5 separate regions of the Homo sapiens genome follow, and all the other regions are linked to region 5. A link is a loop called in an ENCODE intact Hi-C map of the cell type or tissue named here. Cell type or tissue: PC-9. All regions are shown on one strand. Region 1 has its middle 41 kb from the start of ZNF326. Region 2 overlaps LRRC8D (leucine rich repeat containing 8 VRAC subunit D). Region 3 overlaps LRRC8D (leucine rich repeat containing 8 VRAC subunit D). Region 4 overlaps LRRC8D (leucine rich repeat containing 8 VRAC subunit D). Region 5 has its middle 12 kb from the start of LRRC8D.

Region 1 (5,000 bases), 150 kb before region 5:
GCACCTGCCTGTAATCCCAGCTACTCAGGAGGCTGAGGCAGGAGAATCACTTGAACCCGGGAGGCAGAGTTTGCAGTGAGCAGAGATCTTGCCACTGTACTACAGCCTGGGCGACAGAGTGAGACTCTGTCTCAAGAAGAAAAAAAAAAAGAAAAGAGTCTGCCACCTAAAGGCATTTAATTAGCATTTGTGAAAGAAATAGTAGTCCAGTTGGTAATTTCCCCACTGCTTGCAAGACCTCACAAAAGGCCTTGTAATAAAAACAATTAAATCTCATGTGACCCAGGTGTGTCAGGAATGCCTTCCTATTCTGCTATGTGGATGAGTTTTGCTAGTTTTCAAGGTTTAGTCAAGGCAAAGGAGATAGCTTGTCTCCTACGATTAGCGAGTCATCTGCTAGCCTGTGGAGGGACAAACAGGTACGATACTCCTTCGTCACTCATCACAATGGTCATGGCAGACACTTCTATAACAAAAGACAAGTTAGCAAGAGAAAAGCATGACAAATTTATTTAACAAAGTTTTAAATGACATGGGAGACTTCAGAAATGAAGAACCAAAGACCCAGGAAAAGCTGGGTATTCTTATGCTTAGGTTTGCTGACAAATGGACAGTCACGTAGAAATGAGATTGGACAACAAGGGTATGCTGCAATAATGGTAATCAACTGAGGGGAATGCAGCAAGGCCTGTCTGTTCTGCTTCTTCTTGGCCCCCTATGTAGCTCTGGGTATAGCACAAGACACTTGTCACATGAAGGTCTTCAGGGAAGAGGGGAGAATGTCAGAGAGTGACATTTCTAGGTTTTATGGCCTGCTTCAGGGGAGAGGAGTTAGAATTTCTATGACCCATCTTGAGGAAGACTTATTCTGGTTTTATGAGTTGCTTCAGGGGAGAAAGAGAGTCTGGAGATAGGAGGGTGGGAGAAGGTCGGAAATATGTTGCTTCTGAGGCCCTTGCAATCTCCTTCAGTTCAAAGTACTCAGCATGCCAAAGCACCACACTTTAGGGCACTGTGTTTTGAGCCCCAACACCAGTAAACTCCTCCTTATCTTAGTTATGGGGGGGAGTCTGGCCTGTAACCCTCTCGGACCCATCTCTGCTAGGGACCACCAACTGATCAGGATATTTGTTTCTCAAACACATATGCATCCATTTCCGCAAGCTCAAACACCCTCTGGACACTAATCTTTTCCAAAAAAATGTAGATAAGCATTGCAAAATCATTCGGAAGAGGAGGACCAACAGTTATAACCCTCTCTGAGTAACCTGCTCCCTACGACCATATGAGGAAAGGAGGTGAGCAGACGGGACAAGGACTCACAATTTAGACCTTTACAAGATATCCCAAATGGCTGTTACCTTGCTCTCTGTCTCCTCAGGTTTCTGCTGTCCTCCTCTTCGATCTTCCCTCTGAGATTCCTTTTCTAATGATCCCATCCCTTTGCCTCAGAAATCAGTCCCATTCTCAAAAAGAGAAAGTGGTCCCAGTTGCTGCTGTCTCTTCTTATGAAGTGCAAAGATGAATGCCTTGGGCTTCTGCTGAGTGTTAAAGGCAGATTCCCTTGGCTTATCCTTCTGCTGACTCTAAAGTGGGAGGAATGTGGCTACCCCTGTAGTGGAACTTCTTGAAATGCTTTTCCCCCTTGGGCAGTGAGGGCTGATGGCTGAGGCCAATTTCCTCCTGAAATACCTAAGGACAAATATTTCCCCATAATCAGTATTGCTCATCTTTCAAAGACAATGGGGGTCAGTAACACAGGAGCAAAGTATTTTTCAGGCTTTTTAAATTTTTGGAGCTGAAATATCACTATGTTGCCCAGAACGGCCTCCAACTCCTGGGCTCAAGTGATTCTCCTGCCTCAGCCTCCTGAGTAGCTGGGATGACAGGCATGTACTCTAGCCCCATGCCTGGGTTTTTTTTTTTTTTCCCAGCATATTAATATGTTCTTCACTTCACCCTATTATATCATTGTGGTAAAGGAGTTTCTGTTGTCTTCCTGGCCCTTTTCAGTTCAAAAGTCTGTCAGTTGAGAATGTTTGTTTACTTCCTACCACAGAGTTTTTTTTATCCTAAAAGCTCTCCCTAGATGGAGTGGGGGTGGGGAGGATCTCCCTTATCCTGCCAAGCAAACTAAATAGAAACTTGAAAGTTTACATATAACTGGAGTGGGGTGGCTCAGATGCCTGTAAACCCAGCACTTTGGGAGGCTGAGATGAGAGGATTGCTTGAAGCCAGGAGTTCAAAACCAGCCTATGCAACATAGCGAGACCCTGTTTTTTCCAAAAAAGACAGAAAGAAAGAAATTAGCTAGGTGTGGTGGCACACACCTGTAGTCCCAGCTCCTCAGGAGGCTAAGGCAGGTGGATCGCTTGAGTCCAGGAGTTCAAGGTTACAGTGAGCTATGATCATGCCACTGTACTCCAGCTTGGGTGACAGAACAAGATCCTGTCTTTCTCTAAAATAAAAATAAAATAAAGTAAAATAAAAACAATAAATAATTTTTAAAAAATTTTAAAGAAGTTTGCATACAGAATTAGCAAGATAATTATAAAGGCTATGTTTATGGATTTGTAATTGCCTAACAGGTTCTTACCCACTGCACAGGTAAATGCAATTCACTGAGACAGTATTATTGCAGTAAAGAGTTTAATTAACACAAGGCCAGCCAAGCAGAACTGAAGTTATTACTCAAATCAGTCTCCCCAGCAACTCAGAGGCCAGGGTTTTTATGGATAATTTGGTGGGTAGGGAGCAAGGGAAGGGGTGCTGCTCATAGGTTAGGAATGAAATCACAGGGGTGTGGAAAACAATTACGTGCACTGAGTCAGCCTCTGGGTGGGGCCACAGGACTGGCTGAAGCCTGAGCCTCAGGTCTGGGTGAGGTCAATCAGTTGCCAGAATGTAAAAATCTGAAAAGTATCTCAAAAGACCAATTTTAGGTTCTACATTAGTGATGTTATCTACATGAGCAACTGGGGAAGTCACAAATCTTGTGACCACATGACTCTGACCACATGACTCCTGAGCAGTAAGGATTATATAAAATATGCCTGTAGTTTAGCAGAATTCAGGCCCCTCCCATAATCTTAATCTTGTGGTCTCTCAGTCTTACAAAGGTGGTTTCAGTCTGTTAATAAAGAGATTACTTTTAGAAAAGGACTATTATCATCTTGCTTTAAAGTTAAACTATAGGCTGGGAGTGGTGGCTCATGCCTGTAATCTCAAGCACTTTGGGAGGCCGAGATGGGAGTATGGCTTGAGACCAGCAGTTTGAGACCAGCCTGGTCAACATAGCAAGACCTCATCCCTATTTAGTTAAAAAAAAAAAAAAAAAGGTAAACTATGACTATATGACTAAATTCCTCCCATGGTTAGCTTGGTCTATGCCCAGCAATGAGGAAAGACAGCCAGGCTGTGAGGCTAGAAGCAAGATGGAGTCAGCCATGCTAGACTGGTCTCGCTATCATAATCTCTGCAAAGGTGGTTTCAGATTCAGGGCCTTGCTCTACAAAATGTCCTTAAAAATATGATGCCTTCAATTTCAGAGGAAATAGTGAGATTTCTAAACAACATGTGACTTTTTGCCTAGGAGCTAAAAGCTTTCAACTCCTCTTCTTCCATCACGCTATCTGCAAGATGAAAGGAACCAATCTACGATTTCTAGCAGATTCTTGGAATTTGTAATTCAACTAATGCCTACCAAATATCTGCCATGTGCAGTACTGGGTGGTGAAAATGCAATTTTGTATCATTTAGGCATAATTCTCATGGTATCTACAACCTTGCTTTGAGCAATAACATACTAGGACAAAGGTTAACACAAATAATATTATTTCTTTTGCCATGTCAACCTAACAGCAAAAGAAGAAAACATTTCTCCAAAATGACTTATCCGAAAGACCCTAAGCCTTACTGGAGATTCTCAAGGAATAAGTCACTGTGGTTCAGAAGTTAATGGAAAAGCATTCCAAATTCCTTCTGTTCTTTCCTTCAATAGTGACTTCACTTAACCTTGATAGTGACAAAGAGACTTCGTCAAGGAAAAACAACTGTGAAAGGAAAAAGGAATTTGAAGAGTAATTCAATCTTAACCATCCTTTCAACTGGAAATTTGAGCTTATAAACAGTGCCAGAAAAATGTGTTAGAGACATAGCTGGAAAAAAAATGTAACTTTTTCTTAAACTCCTGCAAATGACAGAATTAGTCATAGGAATCAAAAAGGGAACAATCTCTGAGGGAGAAACACTGCTATTTCACTAGTGGGTCTTCAGAAATACCCTAACTTTCCACTCATCCCTGTTCTAAGAAATCATCTACCTCCACTGGAAAATTCCAGGCATAGGCAAAATAGTCTATTTAACTTGCATTATAATGTAAAACATCATTTGCCAGAGTAGTTACATCGCTTATCCAGATATTCTTTTCTTACCTAACACATTATTACCAAAAATATTCTAAAGTCTTAGATGCATTTGCCCTTCTCTCTTCATTTTAACGTCAGATTCTAAATGAAATTTGCATCAGCATACATACAAATGAATGTTTTAGAAGTTAAGTTATTCTTCATAATTTTCTATTTGTCTGAAATACAAGTTGTTATTTTTGTTGTTGCTGTTTTACCTCTCAGGAAATGGTGTCACCTGGTATGTGTTGATCAAAACATAAATCTAGTTGACATTCTTGATTTCTCTTTCTCACCTTCACTTGAACCTCCCAGGTTCCAGCGATTCTCCTGCCTCAGCCTCCCAAGTAGCTGGGACTACAGGCGCCTGCCATCATGCCCGGCTAATTTTTTTTGTATTTTTAGTAGAGATGGGGGGGTCTCACCATGTTGGCCAGGCTGGTCTCGAACTCCCAACCTTGTGATCCGCCCGCCTCAGCCTCCCAAAGTGCTGGGATTACAGGCGTGAGCCACCCTGCCTGGCCATATTTGCATTTTAAAAGAACATTGTATAATATACAGATAAGTGGTAAAATGTATGCTAATAATTAAAAA
Region 2 (5,000 bases), 100 kb before region 5:
GGTGATAAACTGATACCACAAGTTGTACTGAATCTGAAAATATAAGTAATGAGACAAAAAAGTGTAGAGAGAATTCCATGTTGCAAGCATTTGTTTGTAATATGCACATGTATCCTATGCCACCCATTTTCACCACAAATGCACTGGTTGAGAGTAAGAGCTACAAACTGTCTTTTAAATTTACATACTCTTAACTCTGCATGGCATACTTTTCTAGAAGGAAAAAAGAAAGAAGTATTGAGTCCTGTTACTTACATATGGCAAGTACTGAAGCTTATAGGGTAGGCCCAGATGTTTTTTAATCACTCATTTCCTCCCAAGTTGACTTTTTAATCAAAATAGTCTTCCATTTCTATGATAACTACTAAGTGTGCCCCCAAAATCATTATTTAGTAACATACACCTGCCACCATCACCACCCAGTTTAGCTAGGTGCAAAGGTGCCCATCTAGAGATAACATTTCCCAGCCTCATTTGCAGCCAGATGTGGCCACCTAATGAGGAGGGACCAACAGGATGTAAGAAGCAGTTCAACTAATTTCCTGGTAACCTTCATAAAGACAAGGCTACAAGACAAGGCTACTTGACTTGGCCTTCCTTTTCCTTTTTTCCTGCGGGCTAGAAATGGGGACAGCAGGACAACCTTAGAAATCACGTGTGTAGCACAGGAGTGCTATCCTGCCAGTTGCTGGCTGCTCATATCTGGACTGTTCTGTAAGGAGGAAATAAACATCTATCTTATTTAAGTCATTCTATTTGGGTGTCTCAGCAGTTTAGTTGGTAACATAATTAATAAAACCTCCAACTACTAAAAAACACCTCTTAAAAGCATCTAGAAATAGATTTGGACAGACTTATTTTATAATTCATCCTTGTTTATAAATACAAGTATTTTATAAACACTAAGGACTTAAAGTGGAAGTATAAACATAAAATAGTATTTTATACTAACAATTTATGAACAATATATTGTAATTTATTATAAATAATACAATGTAGAGATTATATTATAAACAAACATAACATGATAGAATGATAACTGTAACAAATTAACAGGGTAAGACTTGTGAGAGCCAAAATGCACCAGACAATTAAGGAGGTGATTTTCTTCAAGCTACTGGAATAAAACACTAATGAGGGCTGTCTCAAAGAAAAGGAAAGGGTCTGGAGTTCTATAGAGGCAGGTAAACAAGGAAGTCATCTGGGAGTCAGGAAGGACAGAGATGGGTCTAATCTCAGAATATTGGAGAACAAGATAGTCCTTTGTGGTTTCCCAGAACACCAAAGGGTGGGGGTGGGGGGTGAGGGTTGGAAAATTGAAGGATGGGGAGATTTTCCAGGGTACAACTCAGGGAAAGTTCAATATTGTAAGATCCTAATTACAAAGGGACAGTAAGGAACCCCTGAAGGGTTTTAACAAGTGAGGCAATGAGGTCACCATTCCGTTTTAAAAAGAATTCTACCAGGAATGTAGAAGCAAGATTGAAGGGAGGAAAGACTGGAGGCAGGGAGATGAAGGAGAAAACTACTCTATAGTCAACATGATTTCCACTCAATTCAATTTTTCAGTTGGAATAGCTGGTAGTGGCATAATAAATTTAAGTCAAGGTATCTAGTAGTTGGTTGTCCTGAATCCTAAGAGAAAGATCTGGGATTTACAGATTTGTGACTAATCCACATATGCAGGATGAGATAATCCAAGGAGAGCATACACAGAGAAAAAAGGCCAATGGCAGAATCCAGGGGATCACTAGCATTTAGGGAACTGGGAGAAGAAAAGCATTCAGCAGAGGAGAGGAAGAAGGGTGGGTCAGAGGACAAGAACTATGAAGAGAATGTTGGCCTAGAAGCCAAAAGAGGCAACCCCTTCAGGAAGAGAGTGGTAAGCAGCATTGCAGGTGTCAAAAGCAAGTCACGCACGTTAAGGGGCAAAAGTGACCGCTGGATCTGGCAGCTGAGAGTCACCTGACACTTTGGCCTGAGCACTTTCGGTGAAAAAGTCTGGCTCACGTGTGCAAGGGTATGTGGGAAAGTGAATATTCACCTCTCAAATCTCAGCTGGGGATGAAACAAAAGGCTGGTACAACAGCAAGCGGGGGAGGCAGGTATGATGGGAGGGTGTATTTTTCAGGATAGGAAAGGAGTAGAGGGGTAAAAGTTGGAAGTAGCAGGGTGAGAGAGTACCAAGATGTTTTTCTTACGGCTACTTGTTTCTTATTTTGAACATAAAGTCAAATTATACAAACACATTTCGACAAGGAGCTATAACTCAAGTATGCGGCATGTTGCTATGACTTCATAAAACTACAGAGATTAAGGAATTCAGAATCCCATGGAAATTCTTAAACAGAGTTTGGACATATGTTGTTTGATTTTCCCTTCAGCAAACTGGTAAACATTAATCTTGCTAACCACCATATTGCTTATCCCGTCATAAAATTTTAAAAGGTTCTTTTTTGAAAAGTCTAAAGGGAAAAAGGTAACTTGCAAAATAATTCCACAAACTATATAACTAAAAAAAAAAAAACCCCAAAAATGCATGGACATATGAGTGAGTAGCTCTGTATATATTCAAGTAATCCAAGCAGTGTCAGGCTTTCTCACCCGCTGAAACTCCCTGGGAAGGTCAAGCATTCAGAGAACTCAGGTCAGATTACACTGAAAAGAAGGTGGGAAAAGAAATATTTAGCATTTCTAAGGAGAGTGTCAGTGACCTACAGCGGCTAGTTTACTTCTCATTTCCTTGACCATGGTATACAGGGACAAAGATGAGGTAGAGAGGGGAGGAGCTGTGCACTGCTGGCATATTTACAGGAAAATCTTGGGCTGTATCTTGCCATTCAACACTGAGGCTACTGCTAATAGGCAGGGGAAGACAGGAAGAAAATTACCCCTCCTGAATAACCAAGCACTTACATACTTGAGCCTATTAAATTGTCCTATCCATCCTGAGCAGTGGTATTACTGCTTCAGTTTTACTGAGAGAAAACAGGTTTTGAAAGTTTGAGTAATTCGACCGAGATCACACAGCTAATACAAGGTGGACCAGGATTCAAACCCAGATCTGACTGACACTATGAAGCCCATACCTGCCCCCTCAGCTTATTTTAAACTAGAGATTAACTCAAATTAAATTAAATTTGCTTCTACAAATTAAAAAAAATCACTAGAAGGAACCCTTAAAGTGAAGGTGACAAAATGCTGGTAGTCAAAGGCTGCCTAAGGGCACAAGGAGTAAAGTCTTAAAAAATGAAACAACAACCCAACTGTCATTTAATAACAATATTACCTAAGGTCTTTATCATAATCTCACTTTTTAAAAGACAATTCCATGGATTCCAACTAATCTGATCCTCACAAACTACTATGAGACAAACAAATAATATCAACTTTATTTTATAGCCAAGAAACTTGTTACAAGGAAATGGCAGAATGGAGATGAGAATTCCAGACTTCTACAACATCCAGTGTGCTGGAACAGTCCTCCAGTAAGTGTCATAGTCTCAAAGTTTTTAAATCTTACCTTCAAAAAGTTGTTAACAAAGTCAGACCAAATATTCGGTATAATCTCTTCACTAAATTTAGGCTGTGAAGATTTATTTTTTATTCTGAATTCATTAAAGTGTAACCATAATTCTTAAAAGAATAAACAACTCACTTAGGCCTACTGGTTCGTAAGTACAAAATATGTACTGATCACCCACTATAAGAAGAATAGTACCTTAGCTATGATTTTAAGAACATGAAAGGAGGGGCTAAGGGACTTAAATTAGAGCCAAGATTCTTACTCAGTGAGGGGATTTGGTATATTTACTGAATTCTTTTTTTTTTTTTTTTTTGAGACGGAGTCTTGCTCTGTTGCCCAGACTGAAGTGCAGTGGCATGATCTCGGCTCACTGCAAGCTCCGCCTCCTGGGTTCATGCCATTCTCTTGCCTCAGCCTCCTAAGTAGCTGGGACTACAGGCGCCCGCCACCACGCTTGGCTAAGTTTTTGTATTTTTAGTAGAGACGGGGTTTCACCGTGTTAGCCAGGATGGTCTCGATCTCCTGACCTCATGATCCGCCCGCCTCGGCCTCCCAAAGTGCTGGGATTACAGGCGTGAGCCACCGTGCCTGGCCCTACTAAATTCTTATAATTCTATTTTGCCAGATAAATTTCCTATGCTGCTCCTGAACGATGTACCATTGGAACCCCATATACATCCTCTGTCTCTTAAATTAGGAAATGAAAAAAAAAATGGCACTGGTAAAATATATTTCTACCTATTGGTTTTAGTTATGGAGTCAGGGGCTACATAATCAAACTCCAAAAATGGCATCCTAATCATCTATACCAAACAGCTACTGTCTGTAAACAATGATATGTGAGAAGGCAGTGTGTTTCCTAAATGCCTCGGGACTTTATTACTAATGACACAATCACAAGCAGAAGAAAAACCAGACCTGAATTGCACAAGCATACCCAGAGAGATAGTAATACCACAGATATAAATTACAGGCCTCCTCTAAATCAGATACTGTCATCAATCTCACATAGAGCTTCCTGCCCAGTGAAATCTGCCTTAATTGGTTTTCATTCTGTTGTTATTGTTGTTGAAAAACTGAAAGAGAGCGAGCCATCTCAGGCAGCATCATGGGAATTTCAGACACACACACAGACACACAGACACACACACACACGCAAACACACCCACTCCTTTAAAGCTCAAATGAGTGCATCTAGATTTCAAGGAAATACTAACAAGGAACACGTTGAGGGTATTTTCCACTGGTTTAAAAATAAAGCATTCTACCCTTTAAAAAAATAAATCCCCAAATTATAGAAACAGGAAGCAGCAGCTGGATTTATCATCCTTCATTTCCTCTGAGAGTCACAGTAAGGAACTCCCCATTGAGACAGAAGCCATGGAGAGGTTAGCCCCTCCTGCCTGGACCCACATATCCACATGCTGCTGCTGCTGGTCCAACATGGTCAATGGTCGGCCAATTCAAAATCAAA
Region 3 (5,000 bases), 82 kb before region 5:
TATAGCCCCAGCTACTCAGGAGGCTGAGGCAGGAAAATGGCGTGAACCCAGGAGGCGGAGCTTGCAGTGAGCTGAAATGGTGCCACTGCACTCCAGCCTGGGCGACAGAGCGAGACTGTCTCAAAAGAAAAAAAAAAAGGAAATATCAATCTAGTGACGGTTCTGTAGATTCCTTACAGGTCAAATGACTGCACCTAGAGTGCTAAATAATGCCAAGCGGGGAACTTGGTCCTACCTTATCCCACACTGTTATCAATCATTTGGAAGATGAAAAATTTTAAATCACACAATGCTGAAAAGGATAGCAAATGGGCTGGGGAACAGAATCAGGTATCAAAAAGATCTCCATAGGTTGAAAAGGCAGGCTAAAACAAACAAGATGATATTTAACAGGGATCAGCCTAAAGCCTTGTACATAATTTAAAAACTCAAACATGGAGCGAGGGCGTTCAGGACACCTGGCTTAACAGCAGCAGCACTGTGAAATATCCAGCATTTTATCATTGTGAGCTTCATATGGGGCAAACATATGGCTTGACCACTAAAGAACAATTATCAGAATGTGAAACGGAACAATGTAGCATGCTCAGGTAGGATGAACTGGGGTTACACAGGCTCAAAACAAATTATTTCATTCAATAACAGTTTCTGAGCACTTATGATGTGATGGACATTATACATGGAACCGGAGATACAGAGATAAGAGACCAAAGTCTAGTATGGAGTGAGAGAACCCAGAGTTGTTAATACAGAGGGCAGGGGGATGATGACAGAGGGGCAAATGAAAGTTACAGGAACAAAGGGAAAGGAAAGGCTGGAGAGGGTGCTCCAGGAAATACAACTCTTGCAGACAGATGAGCTAATTAAGAAGGTGTTATAAAAGTGAAACCAAGAACTCAGCACTGTGCCAGGCACAAAGCAAGTCATAATAACAATGTTGGGTACCATTATAATTATAATCAACATTATTGTGGTTATCATTATTACTAAAAATGAATGCACCTTGACAGCTCTTTCTTAAAGCAGAATTCCAAATAATATATGTAGAGGAAATGATGGAAAGACAAAAATCACTGTTAGGCAAACATTACAGCAATAACTGTTGCAGGCACAAGACACTGATAAACACTAAAAGTAGTGAGCAAAAGTATGAGAAACAGGATATCTGCATAGTCTCAAAGTATCTCTCCACAAGATATTTATTACAAAAGAGAAAACAATAATTCTATAATGGAGTGGCAGACATCATCCTTACTAACAGATCACAGTTATCACCACCAGTAATAAAACATATCAGCATCACGTGCATCTTGATATGACGAACTTGGAAGAACACATAACTTATGTGGTACTCTTGCCAAAAATGCATAACCCCAATCTAATCATGAGAAAATACCAGAAAACCCAAATGGATAGACAAGGTACAAAGTAACTGGCCAGTATGCTTCCAAAGTGTTGATGTTATGAAAGACAAAAACTGAGGCCAGGCGCGGTGGCTCACGCCTGTAATCCCAGCCCTTTGGGAGGCTGAGGCGGGCGGATCACAAGGTCACGAGATCGAGACCATCCTGGCTAACACGGTGAAACCCCGTCTATACTAAAAATACAAAAATTAGCTGGGCATGGTGGTGGGCGCCTGCAGTCCCAGCTACTCAGGAAGCTGAGGCAGCAGAATGGTGTGAACCCGGGAGGCGGAGCTTGCAGTGTGCCGAAATCGCCCCACTGCACTCCAGAGTGATGACACAGCAAGACTCCGTCTCTAAAAAAAATAAAAAACAAAAAAAGAATGAGGAACTATCATCATGGCTTGGAGGAGACTAAGTACTATGTGGGATTCTGAATTGGATCCTGGACTAGAAAAAGGACATTAGTAGGAAAACTGGCAAAACTTGCATAAGGTTTCTAGATTGGTTAACAGTATTGTATAAATGCCAATTTCCTGGTTTCTAGAATTGTTCTACGGTATGTAAGGCATTAACATAAGGGAAGGTGAGTGAAGGGTACTGGAGAACTCTGTATTATTTTTGTGACTTCTTAAGTCAAAAGATAATTCCAAAACCAAAAATCAAAAATCAAAAACATGGATGTGCCTGAGCCAGGAACCAGAGATTCTGCCAGGAGATAAAGGGGATACGGAGAGGCTGACTCAGACATGAATTCTACATATTGAGCCTCCTAGGTTAAACCATGTCAGGAAAAAGACTGAATGAATGATATAGCATACAAAGCCTGGGGCTATAAATACCAAAAAGTTGGCTGTAACCAGGAAAATGTAGTGAGAACATCCCTGAATTAGTGGTTCTCAGGACAAAGTTGAACCTGTTCTTGATGACTCAGCTCCATTATCAAGAGCATCAATCAACACTTTTGTAACACGGAGGCCCCCAGGCTCCTAGGGTGTGGTATGCTGCCCTCTCCTACAATGTTTTTGGAATCCTCAAGGCTTTTATTTTATTTTATTTATTTATTTATTGAGACAGAGTCTTGCTCTGTCGCCCAGGCTAGAGAGCAGTGGCGTGATCTTGGCTCACTGCCAAGCTCCGCCTCCCGGTTTCATGGCATTCTCCTGCCTCAGCCTCCCAAGTAGCTGGGACTACAGGCGCCCGCCAACACGCTCAACTAATTTTTTGTATTTTTATTAGAGATGGAGTTTCACTGTGTTAGCCAGGATGGTCTCGATCTCCTGATCTCGTGATCCACCCACCTCGGCCTCCCAAAGTGCTGGGATTACAGGCATGAGCCACCGCATCCGGCCTATTTTATTTTATGTTTTTTTTTCAGACAGGGTCTCACTCTATTACCCAGGCTGAAGTGCAGGAGCACAATCTCGGCTCACTGCAGCCTCGACTACCCAGGCTCAAGCGATCCTCCTACCTCAGCCTCCCAAGTAGCTGGGACCACAGGCGCTCACCAAAAGAGCTGGCTAAATTTTTGTATTTTTAGTAGAGACGGGGTTTCACCATGTTCGCCAGGCTGGTCTCGAACCCCTGACTTCAAGTGATCCACCAGCCTCGGCCTCCCAAAGTGCGGGGATTACAGGAATGAGCCAGTGCATCCAGGCTGCCTTTTTTTTTTTTTTTAAACAAACATTTAAACAGTATAGTTTTAGATTTAGAGGAAATTTAAGTTACTGCCAGGAGTTACAATATACTCCACCCATTAATAATATCATACATTAGTCACAATTCACAGACCAATAAAAATATATTATCCACTAAAGCCCACACTTTTTGCAGATTTCCTTGGTCTTTACCTAATGTTCTTTTTCTGTTCCAGGATCCCATCCAGGATACCATATTACATTTATTACTCATATCTCCTTAGGTTCCTTTTGGTTGAGAGAGTTCCTCAGATTTTCCTTGTTTTTGATAACCTTGACAGTTTTGAGGAGTACTGGTCAGGTATTTTATAGAATGACCACCAACTGGAATTAGTCTCATGCTTTTCTCATGATTAGCCTGAAATTATAGGTTTCTGGGAGTAAGACCCCAGAAGTAAAGTGCCATTCTCATCACATCATATCAAGCATAAACACTAGCCTGACTTACCACCACTGATGTTAACCTTGCTCACCAGACTAGAGCAGTATTTGTCAGGTTTCTCTGCCTTCCCACATTGCTCTTTGGAGGGAAGTCACCATGCACAGCCCACACTTAAGGAAATGACAAGTATTATAACCCACTTCTTTGAGAGTGGAATACCTACATAAATCATTTGGAATTTTTCTGCACAGATTTGTCTATTTCCCTCATTTATTTATTGATTCAATCATTTATTTATATCAGGATGGGTACATATTTCATAGTTTGGGTTACAGTTCATTACTACTTTATTTTGTTGCTCAAATTATTTCATCTTTGGCCACTGTGAGCTATTTCAGTAACTCCTGTGTCCCTCTGATAAACCTTCGTCATTGTGGGTTTGTTAAGCTCTTCCTTACTTTCCAGCACTACAAGATGCTCCAAGTTCATCTTGCACATTCCCTGCCCCCGCTCTAGAATCTGGAATCTGTCATTCGGCCAGGAGACCTGGTGGCTTTCACAGGATAATGGTATTAGAAACCAAGATCTGGATGCCAGATATGCTTGTTGCTGCTGGGATATTGCTGCTTTTAGGCTCTCTCAGGTGACACAGCGAAGAAATTGTGTGCGTACTAACTTGTGTATATACACATATCTATAAATATTTCTTTGTATTTTGTATCTATATCAAGCTAAACATGAATTCATATCGGTATCTCCAATTCAAATCCATTACCACATGGATCATTTCCCTCCTTGCTTATCTATAACTTTCCATTCCAAAGTGAGAAACCAAGGCCCTCATCATCCACTATCCATTTACTTATTATTCAATTCCAGTGTACATATATAATAGTTTCAGAATCATTAACTTATATCCTCATGGGAAACAACTTTATCGAATAGAGTATAGTGCTTGCATATAGTTCCTAAGTTATTTAAGTCGGTAACCCTTTTTCATTCACTTTCTTCAGTGAGTTTATTCTGTACTTTGTAATACAGTTGGATTCTTTTGTCATAGTCTGAATTTCATCCTGGGATCCTCCAACCTCCTAAATGGCTTTTAAAAATCTGGATACATTAATGTTCAATATATGTGCTGTAAAGTTTTATGGGTTTTGACAAATGCACAGTGTCACGTCTCCCTTGGTGCCTTTTTACATCTTTTCTGTTTTCTCCTGTGGCATCAGATAATAAACTCAGGGTATGATCAGTCCACCCCTCTTCTAAGAAACCTCCCACCCTGTGGCTCCCTAATCTGTCATTAGCCAACAAACTAAATAACTGAGGTGGTAACATTATAAAGAAAATAAGAAGAAGAATGCCATGCCATAGGGCTCTCCTCCTATCCCATATTTTAAATTCATGATACTGCTGCAGAAATTTTGATTGCATAAGGCTTAAGAGGATACTATACAGGATAGAAAGAGTTAGCAATGAAAACACCTTAACAGGCTGAAAGGTGGGCCAAACCAAAAA
Region 4 (5,000 bases), 58 kb before region 5:
AATTAGCCGGGCATGGTGGCATGCGTGTGTACTCCCAGCTACTTGGGAGGCTGATGCAGCAGAATCACTTGAACCTAGAAGGCAGAGGTTGCAATGAGCAAAGATCATACCACTGCACTCCAGCCTGGGCGAAAGAGTGAGATTCTGTCTGAAAAACAAAACAAAACAAAACAAAAAAACAACAACAAAAAATACAGTGTCAATACTTAAAAAGTTATTCTATATCCTCCCAATTACTGCAGCAGACTAAAAGGAATAAGAAAGACATTTTTGTGTTCAGTGGTTGAGAGCACTGACCAGAAGCCTAGAATCCTCCGGTAGCCTCTTTAGAGCTGGTATGATACTGGGCAAATTACTTGGTCTTGCTGAACCTAAATTTCCTTTTCTGTAATACAGGAATAAGAGTAGGATCAACTTCATCGAGTTGCTATGTCAATTAAATGACACAATGTACACTGCTTAGCACGTGCCTGGCATATAGTTAGAACTCAACAATTAGCTCTTTATTATTGTAAAAAATTGATGTGCCTTATTTGGTGGGGGGTGGGGGAATATGCTGAGGTATATTTACATAAATAAACCTCATTCGTGTCATGGAATTCACATATACCTTTCATGCATGTGTTGAGGGAATCATGGGAGAGATCAGATGTAGTTTTGAAGAAATTTGCATAATCTGAAGGAGCCCAGTAGCTTTAAGAATTTAACCCAGGGACGGTTTGCGCAGCCTGTTTTTACTTATTATAATGTTTCCTGTGGGAATCATTAGCTTCTAATCCTTACATTTTATGATTCAAAATCTTGGTGTGTCAGCTGCATTCAAGGTTCTATCTTCTTCAAAACCCAGAATAAATATTTTGTGCCAGACACCAAACAAGGTACTAGAAAATGTATAGATGGCTTATGTATTTTCTCATCATTTGAAGGCCATTCTTTGGCTTGATTGTGCTAGTAATTGAGCATCTTGAAAGGGAATGGCTTACATTGGCCCATCTGCCTCTTTTTCTCTTTCCTCCTTTGCTTATCACAGATAACCCAGTTCAGGACTCCATTTAGTATGTTCCTGAAAATGAGACTGCTAAACCATTTCTACTTAAAACCTAACCTGCCAACAGTCAGTCCTTACAATGAGGGCAGCCATTTACTCTTTGTCTTTCAATCCTCATAATTTGGGTTACAATTAGTATCCTTGAAGAATTCTAAAAGGATGTTTCCTTTCTAAGTTATAACCCTGAGAATCTAGTAAAACATTATTTTAAGGAAAACATTTTAATTAAATGTCTTCACATGAAAAGATGTTCTACATCCTTAGTTATTAGAAAAATGCAAATCAAAAACGACATTGCTGGTGGGAATGCAAAATGGTGCAGCCACTTTGGAAAACAGCTTGGCAGTTCCTCACAATGTTAAAGAATAACCAGATGACTAGCCCTTCAATTCCACTCCTAGGCAGAATACACGCAAGAAAAATGAAAATATATCTCCACCTAAAAACGTGCATACAAATGTTCACAGCAGTATTATACACAACTGCCCAAATGTGGAAAACAACCCAATCTATGAGAATGGGTAAATAAAATGTGGAGTATATAGTTTCAGTTTTGTAAGATGAAAAAGTCCCAGAGATCTGTTTCAAAACAATGTGAATATACTTAACATTACAGAATGGTACACTTTAAAATCTGGCATATTTATACAATGGGATATGATCTGGCAATAAAAAGAAATGAAATACTGACACATGCTGCAGTGTAGCTGAACCTTAAAAATATGAGAGAAGCCAGTCAAAAAGTGACTACATAATTTATGAAAAAGTATATATTGTATTATTTCATTTATTCTAAATGTCCTTAATAGGCAAATCTACAGATTAATGTTGGTCAGGGGCTGGTGAGACTGAAAAGGATGGAGAATGATGTTAACTGGGGACAGAGTTTCTTTTCGGGTGATAAAATGCTCTAAAATTGATGTGGTAATGGTCACATGATTCTAAATGTACTACAAACACTGTTGGATTATACACTCTAAGTGGGCCAATTGTATGGTATATGAATTATATCTCAATAAAACAGTTAAAAAAATACACAAATACTAAGTGACTTGCTACCCTGATGATGTTTGGCTTAATAAAATACCTTCGACTTTGGGGTCGACATCACACCGATTTTTCCTTTTAATGTTAAGTGTAAGTATCTATCTGATTGATACACTTGAAATCCTCATGCCGCCCTTAACTCTCCTTGCTGCCCTGCTCTCTCTATTCCCTCCTCAACAGGTGTGTATTCTCCATGCTCCTGAGGGGATGGGCTGCAGGGTTACCTAGGTAACCAGAAATAGCCAGAGAGAGACCCCAACAGAGAGCCTATCGGGCCTTCGTGAGACCAGAAAACAAAGCTTGACATTCCTCTCACCAAGAAGGGGTTTTCTAAGATGTAGGGATAGGCTCAAAGGCTAAAGAAAAGTAGAGAACTAAAGGAATGGCCTAGAAACGCCAGAACACTTCCAGAAACACAATAATCTGGCTGTATTTTTGTACACAGTCTATGAATGCTGTAAGCAAGTGTTCTCAAACAGGGGTCTAAGGATCTCTAAAAAACTACCGACACATTCAAGAGTCTATGACTTCTCCAGAATAATCTTTCAATTTGTGTTTTCATCTTAATGTTAATCTAAAGGAAACTGATATAAATGCACACTGGACCATCCGAATGACCCCCTTAGCAATACCATGCCCAAGTGTGTATTTATAATTGCCACATCACCAAGCATTCCTCATCAGTGATCAGTACTCCTGGGGTGCTGATAAGCACACACGGCAATGATAAAATGTAATTTAAGACTGTCATTGAGCAAGACTTTAATTTCATGGCACCATAAAATGACAAACAGTGAAGGAATGTACTATAGTAACTGCTTCAGGCTGATGAGGAAAGGACAGAGGCAGACTTGATACATAATCTGCAGAAACACACCAAGGGAAGGTCAAATGACATGAAGGTATGTGCTACACATGCAGGTATTGTAGAGCAAAGGTTTTGTTTCAGCAATTCAAAAATTATAAAGAGGAGGCAATGATAACAAAAAGTTCTGTTCAAGTTGTTTTCAAAATAATCTGAATGAGTCATTTCTATAATCTATTGACTTCCTTCAACAGTCTGACACTTGGCTGCATGCTGAAAACCTTAAAAATTTTCCATATCTCTAAGAACTAAAATTTACAAACATATTCCTGTTCCTGATTCTGCCAATAGTTGAATTAGATATATATTTGGAGTTGATGTCAGTAATTCTGAAATGGTAACATCATCTTTGAATGAACAGGACATTTACAGCTCTAACAAAAAAGTTGTAAGTCATTAAAATCATTAAAATTGTAACTAAAGAACTATTCACTGGCAGATTTACGATCTGATAAGTTCTGATAGTCCTGAGCTAGCAAGCAAGGCTTTCGAGTTCATAATGTGCTTCTGAATAACTTATTTATGCAAATAAGTATTCTCTACATTACTACTATCAGTCAAAAGACTCATATGCCTTAAGTACATATTTGGACCCAATGGAACAACTTCATATTTTAAAAAATCAACATAAGTGATTTAGTGTTGGCAAAAAAGCATTCATCTTATTAATTTAAATTTCAAAGGTTTTAATATATTATTTGTATTTGCGATTTTAAAATGTTTAATAGTTTTATAAAAACTATAAGCACAGAAAGTATATATATATATATATATATATATATATAATTTCATGTTTATACATATTTAGTACAATTAAGCAAAGTAATCAACAAGAATGGTTTTTGAAAACTCCCTTTAAAGGAATGAAATTCATTCACAGGTTGTGTGCTAAGCACTACTACAAGTAATAATAAGGGAATGATCTGGACCACATTCATTCAAAAACACGGGAGATCCTACTGTGTGCTGGGTATTGGGATACAGTGGGAAACAAGATAGACATATTTATGCCCTTATGGGGCTTGAAATCTATTAGAAAAGGCAAATCAATGTAATAAGTGAAATGTTGGAGATGTAAAATGTTCTATGGAAACAGCAAGGGGACCTAATCCAGTTTAGGGGTTAGACAGCTTCTGGAAGGACATTAAAACCAAAAGAAGACACAGGAGTTACCCAAACAAAAGTGAAGGAGCAGAAGGGGAAAAAGTGTGCTAGACATCAGACATACCCTGTAGTCAAAGCTTATTGTCATGAAAACTTAGCCAATAAGAAGTACAGGAAGAAGTTTTTTGTGTCTGGAAGATGGTGAGGGGTCGGGGGTAGGTAAAGCTAGTACTCTAGACTAGAGATGGAGGCTGAGGTTTCCTGCGGCAAGGTCTTGATGTCTTAAGGACTCTGGCTTTTAACTCCTTATTAAGGAGTTCCAAGGATAATGAGAATTCACTGGAGGGTGTTAAGGAGGTCACTGACATAAGGTTCCAATGTATAGAGAGCACTGGAGTTCAGAGGCAGCTGCAGCAGTCCAGGCAAAACATGATGGAGGCCGCAACTGGAGCTGTGGACTGCAGCAGCCCACAGCACAGTTAAGAGATACCAGATAAAATTTAAGATAGAATTGAGAGGGCTTGGCACTTCATTGCATCTGGGAGTTAAATGAGAAGGATACATCATGGAAAGTGTTCAAATGGTAACTGGTGGATAGTGGTGTCTTTCATCAGATGAAGGAAGAATTACAACTCCTTGTAAACTGAGGACCACCTGCATTCAAAGATGGCTTTGTACAAGTTTGAAAAAGTGTTTTTGTTTTTCTTGCAATTTCTTACCTCTGCATCTATGTTGAACAGTTTTTTCAAAACAAAAAAACAAAAATGCTACTGACTTGCATAATCACTCACACCCAGAGGCGGCAATATTCAAAACAAGTCTATGTTCTTTTTGGAAAGTCTTGGTTCAAAGACAAAAAACAGAACAGACCAATCTTTTGATCCTCACTATTGACATGGTGCCTCAATGCAAACCCAAGTACTGGTTAAGACCTTT
Region 5 (5,000 bases):
CAGGCACAGAGCTTGTCTTCATCTCCATTCTATCAGGTAGCATGGGACAAGCAATGAGGCCCATTCTAAACCTAAATTCAATGAGCCATTGAATAAGGATTACACAATTTCTGTTTACACTGTGCATAAAACAAAAGCCTTGGCTGCTTTTGCCTCACTAGCAAACATGCAAGTAAAGAACTCAGAAAATTGCTTTTTTTGATGGAGGTTTGTTGACTTTTTAACCTCTCATCAAGAGTCTAAACATGAAACTCTTTGCCTTTTTCATTATGAGCACTAGACTTGAGTGGCAACTCAAAAGAATTGCTCTTCTTATCCTGTCTCCTTTTGATTAATTAATCAAAGTTGTATACATCAAGAATAAATACTTCACACTCATTTTGATCACAAGTAATTTGTTATGGTAATAAACTTAAAAATTATTCCTGTCATGTACAAATTTCTCCTTTATTTCTTAGCATCTTAAAAATCTTTTCTTTTAGCCAACACAGCCAGACAGTACTTTGTCCTGCTTTGAGCAAGCACTTTTATCTTCTGAGTTATCATGGAATGCTTGAAATAATATGGATTCTAAAGAAAAATTCTAAAGAATGGTACATTATAACACTAACACTGTTCAGAGAGAATGGGCTAATTATCAAGAGAGGAAGGTCTTGCACTGCTGAAGTCTAACTTCCTCCCTCTCTGGTCCCCAGACCTTAGACACACCAGTAGCACTTAAATAAGGCTGTGTTTGCATGCCTCACACTGCGTTCACAAACCCCAGGTCAGAGATGGTTTATTGTAACCCCATTAGGTAAAGGCATGGCTGAGCCCCAATTTAGAAGGTCATGGTGATAATAGGGAAAGTAATCAGGCGACTTTGGAACAAATAGCATGGTTGGGTACGAGCACTATTAAGAATAGGGCTTTACTTTCATGCCTGGAAAGACCTCCATGATACTTCAGCTAAAATCCAGAGGGCAAATGGTCATGTCCTAACTGCTATGACACGAATGGGGGCAGTCCTGTAATTTGTGACTTGGACCTCTTGCCTTGCAGGACAGCTGAGAACCTTTCCTTAGAATCAACTTTGACCCAAAGGGACTCTTGAGTTTGGATGGAGGAATGATGAAAATGTTTATTGCCACAGTGCTTTATTCTTTGTAAGAGCTCAAGCTCTTTTTTGTTTGGCTAGTTGCTGGTTTTCGTGGTGGTGGTGGTGGTGGTGTATGCGTGTCTATGTGTGTGTTAGTTTTACATGATAATGAACAAAAATCTGAAATCTTGCTTATTTTCTCCCACTTGCTTCATATCATTCATACTCCTGGCTGATTCAAAGCAAAGATAAAGAATCTGGAGGTGCAACATGCTGGAAGCAGCTTTGGGCAGCCAGGACTTCTCATTGCCCAGGAACTCGTCCCTCCTTCCCACACCCTGCCCTCTGCAACCCTGAGTTCCTCCTCTAAACCTCTCACATAAATCTTCACTTTCTTTTAAGTTCATTATAAACCCCAGTGTTGTGTGTTCATGATGTTGTGTGGAGGCTGCTGTCCAAAAATAAACTATTGTATTGCACAGGGAGAAGGCAGGTTTTCAGAGGCGTGCCAGCTAACCATGGTGTTCAGTCGCACTTATTGGTTAATGTCTGCAAATTTTCTTTTTCTACGAAAAGTTAAGTAGGGCTCATTAAGCTCCTCTGGTGTAATTTTTTAAAAGAAAGGAAAAGTTAAAAATAGTCTAAGCACAAGTATTAGAGGCTTAGAGTTGTTAGGAAGAACTGATGAAGAGGTCTGGAGAGATGTTTTCACAATTGAATTTCATAGCCCTGCAGGAGTGGCAGAACTCCAGCAGGAAGGGAAAGCTGAAGGGCTAGGACAGAGAAAGTTTCAGGGGCAGAGCAGTGGCTCCAAGGATGGACTCACATTCAGGTCCTGTTCAATATGGATTTTATCAAGCACCTACTAACATATAATCTATTAAAGGGCAATAATGAAGTTCCTGACCCATGTCTGCTTAGGAAATCAGGATCTTGGTACAATTTCATGAAAGAGTTGGGACTGAAAAATCTAAAGGACCATCTCATTTTGAGACTCCAGCCCTTTGAAGAAGATAGCTGTCCTTACTCATCAAAGGATGATAAGGCCTTGCCTGCTGTGTGTTGTCAGAAAAGAGAAGACAAGACAAACAGGTAACCAGCATGTGAATACAGCATTACCCCTCACTAATGACCCCCTGTGCTGCAAGCTAAAGTAGGAGGCTTCAAGCTGCATTACCTTGTATCAGTGAAAGGAAAGTCAAGGAGAGCCTTGGAGATGAAATGTCATCAACGAGCACTCTGTAGCCAAGAGCTTTACCAAGGGTTTAGATGCCAGCTGCGGGGGTGTTGCTTGTGGACTGAGCATATGCAAGTTTGTGCATCTCTGACATCTGAGCCAGCTCTCCTCTGACAACTGCCCCCCAGGTCTCCGTGGTGATGCCGACCAAACCGGTTCCCAATGACTTAGGGGCCCTTTTGTTTGCATCAGTGTTAATTTGGATTTCCAAATATGTGAAACTTTTCACTGCCTCCTGGAAGGACAATGAGAAAAGTGGGTTGGGAAGGAATGACTCATTCTATAGGAGGGAGGGAAAAGCTCCAGCCTCTCCCTAGGTTAAGTCCCTGCTATTCCTCCTCCAAGCAGACCATGTGGAACACATGGGGTTGACTTAGAAGATCTTGAAAGTGTCATCCAGGGATGACTTCTGGGACTTGGGCTCTATCTCCCACCTTCCCTGCCTGAGAACCATACTGAGAGGCCATCAGGTGAGAGATTAAAGCAGCAGCTGTCACTTGGCAGAGATGTGGTAGGGGTATGCAGGCACCAGATTGTGGACCTGGGTGACCTGTGAGACCTTTGTAACCCTATGATGTTAGGGTTCCACAGATCTGGGTGATAGCTCCTGAGTCCAAGGAAGCTCAGTGCAGGAGGAGTTGCACAAGCACTGGTGGTGGCTGAGGTGTCTCTTTTCTTGTGTCTGGCTCATGCCACAGGCTCTGGAGCCTAGCCCTCCTTGCTCTCTTGCTGAGCCGTCCTCCTAGTAACTCACCCTAACTAACAGCAATAATTCTGTGGGCCTGACTTCTGGAGTGCAATATGTATATTATAAACCATTTATTAAGGGATTATTATTTGCCAGCACCATGCAGGAATTTTACCTACACTATCTAATTTATTAATCAGCCAGGTTCAGGTTCAGGTTCAAATCCTGACTGTACTATTTGATATCTGGGTCACTTTAGGCAAATTACTTAACCTCTCTGAGCTGTATTAGTCAACTCGGGCTGCCATAACAGAATACCATAAACAGGGTGGTTTAAACAACAGAAATTTATTTTCTCATAGTTCTGAAGACTGGAAGTCTAAGATCAAGATGTCAGCAGGGTTGGTGTCTGGGTGTCTGGTGAGCGGTCTGTCTTTAAGTTGCACCTGGCTGCCTTCTCACTGTGTCTTCATGAGGCCTGTCTTTGGTGCAAAAACCTCACATGTTCTTTCTTGGAGGGGAGGGGGTGAAGAGAGAGAGTTTTCCCTGGGTCTCTTTTTTTGTTTTTGAGACAGGGTCTTTCCCTGTCTCCCAGATTGGAGTGCAGTGGCACAATCATGACTCTGCAATCTCTTCTCCCAGGCTCAAGCAATCCTCCCACCCCAGCCTCTCGAGTAGGTGGGACTACAGTTGCACCATCACACCCAACTAATTTTTAAAGTTTTTGTAGAGACGAGGTCTCACTATAGTGTCCAGGCTGGTCTCAAACTCCTGGGCTCAGGCGATCCTCCCACCTCAGCCTCCCAAAGTGCTGGAATTATAGGTGTGTGCCACTGTGCCTGGCCTTCTGGTATCTCTTCTAATAAGGACACTAAACCTATTTGTTCAGGGCCCCACTCTTATGACCTCATTTAACCTTAAATATGTCCTTTGAGGTCCCATCCGCAAATACAGCCACAGCAGGGGTTAGAGCTTCAACATACGAATTTTGGGGGTTCACAAACCTTCAGTCTATGACAGCCAGTTTCCTCAGTAATAAAATGTGAATAAAAGTGGCACTTAGATAGCTGAGAGGATTAAATATGATAACGCATGGAAAGTGCTTAGCAGAGTGCCTGGCACAGTGCTAAATCATGCTTACCACTGCTAATATGTGCCAGAAGTGGTGTTATTATTATTAGACCTACGTTACACAGGCAGCCCAGGCTGCTGGTAGCATAACTAGTAAGAGGAGGGAGCTACAGTATTAAACATGGGTTTGTGGGTCTCTAAAGCCTGGCTTTTTTTTCTCCGTTGTGCTTCATTGCTTCTTAAGACTCACCTTACATCATGTAGCAATTATGAGACCCAGAATCATTTGAACTGTCCTCAGAGCAGAATAGTGTCATCTCTTGTTTCCTATTAAACACACTGGCATATAGATCACCAAATGGTTTCACTTTAAATTATCATACCCTCAAGTTCAGGGACTGTGTCTTAATATATTTTTGACTCCCCAGTGTCCAGCGTAGTGGCTTTCACATCAAAGACTCCCAGTAAATATGTATTAAGTCGAGCTGTATTAGATTCACAGGAAAAATGAAGTTAGTGCAGTAAACAGGGCTCCTCAGCTCCCCTTGGCCATCCCTAGGTGCCCCATTCTGACCCCAAAGGCATTGTCCCCACACTTCACATGCCCTTTATGAAATAAGGTAATTTTTAAAGTGTTTCTTCTCCTGTATTTCTCTCTTTTTAATCATTCTTCTCAGTTTGTTCATTCACTTATCTATAAACAATCATTAAGGGCTTATCCAATATCAGGCTCTGTTCCTAGAGTTGGGATAAGATAATGTCTAGGAACCCTGTTCCTAGAGTTGGGATAAGAAAACCAAAGGTCCTGTCCTCACAAAGAGGGTACAGCAAGTATCTAGTGGGTGAGGTTGGAATAAAGTTTCTAAGGGAAGGCAAAGACGTGTGCATCGTGTGTCATGCCCTGGTGGGAGAGGTGGAGGGTGCCT

What was found. A loop is a pair of places that touch in the nucleus more often than their neighbours do. Peaks named below come from ENCODE experiments on the same cell type or tissue, not always from the same donor. Only the 100,000 strongest peaks of a DNase experiment are listed, where the experiment ranks them.
Region 1: a loop joins it to region 5, with 8 times the contacts of the local background. A loop is called at or near these places in 18 of 110 quality-filtered maps.
Region 2: a loop joins it to region 5, with 9 times the contacts of the local background. A loop is called at or near these places in 2 of 110 quality-filtered maps.
Region 3: a loop joins it to region 5, with 8 times the contacts of the local background. A loop is called at or near these places in 2 of 110 quality-filtered maps.
Region 4: it touches region 5 in a loop (4-fold over the local background); 2 of 110 quality-filtered maps call a loop at or near these places.

Annotation. Positions count from the first base shown.
Region 1 is chr1:89,951,230-89,956,229 of GRCh38, reverse strand. No RefSeq gene overlaps it. Among named protein-coding and RNA genes, the nearest start is that of ZNF326, 41 kb to the left of the region's middle. In PC-9, no CTCF peak of the experiment used is centred here; DNase peaks (open chromatin) are centred at 749, 1,659, 2,069, 2,809 and 3 weaker places; H3K4me3 peaks cover 1,751 bases; H3K27ac peaks cover 4,825 bases.
Region 2 is chr1:89,908,705-89,913,704 of GRCh38, reverse strand. All of the region lies in intron 2 of LRRC8D (leucine rich repeat containing 8 VRAC subunit D), which reads right to left. Among named protein-coding and RNA genes, the nearest start is that of ZNF326, 84 kb to the left of the region's middle. In PC-9, no CTCF peak of the experiment used is centred here; DNase peaks (open chromatin) are centred at 2,694 and 4,454; H3K4me3 peaks cover 1,067 bases; H3K27ac peaks cover 4,781 bases.
Region 3 is chr1:89,887,661-89,892,660 of GRCh38, reverse strand. All of the region lies in intron 2 of LRRC8D (leucine rich repeat containing 8 VRAC subunit D), which reads right to left. Among named protein-coding and RNA genes, the nearest start is that of LRRC8D-DT, 68 kb to the right of the region's middle. In PC-9, no CTCF peak of the experiment used is centred here; DNase peaks (open chromatin) are centred at 1,800 and 2,290; H3K4me3 peaks cover 788 bases; H3K27ac peaks cover 5,000 bases.
Region 4 is chr1:89,864,076-89,869,075 of GRCh38, reverse strand. All of the region lies in intron 2 of LRRC8D (leucine rich repeat containing 8 VRAC subunit D), which reads right to left. Among named protein-coding and RNA genes, the nearest start is that of LRRC8D-DT, 45 kb to the right of the region's middle. In PC-9, no CTCF peak of the experiment used is centred here; a DNase peak (open chromatin) is centred at 2,875; H3K4me3 peaks cover 1,130 bases; H3K27ac peaks cover 3,690 bases.
Region 5 is chr1:89,806,159-89,811,158 of GRCh38, reverse strand. No RefSeq gene overlaps it. Among named protein-coding and RNA genes, the nearest start is that of LRRC8D, 12 kb to the left of the region's middle. In PC-9, no CTCF peak of the experiment used is centred here; DNase peaks (open chromatin) are centred at 111, 1,378 and 2,508; H3K4me3 peaks cover 2,403 bases; H3K27ac peaks cover 4,211 bases.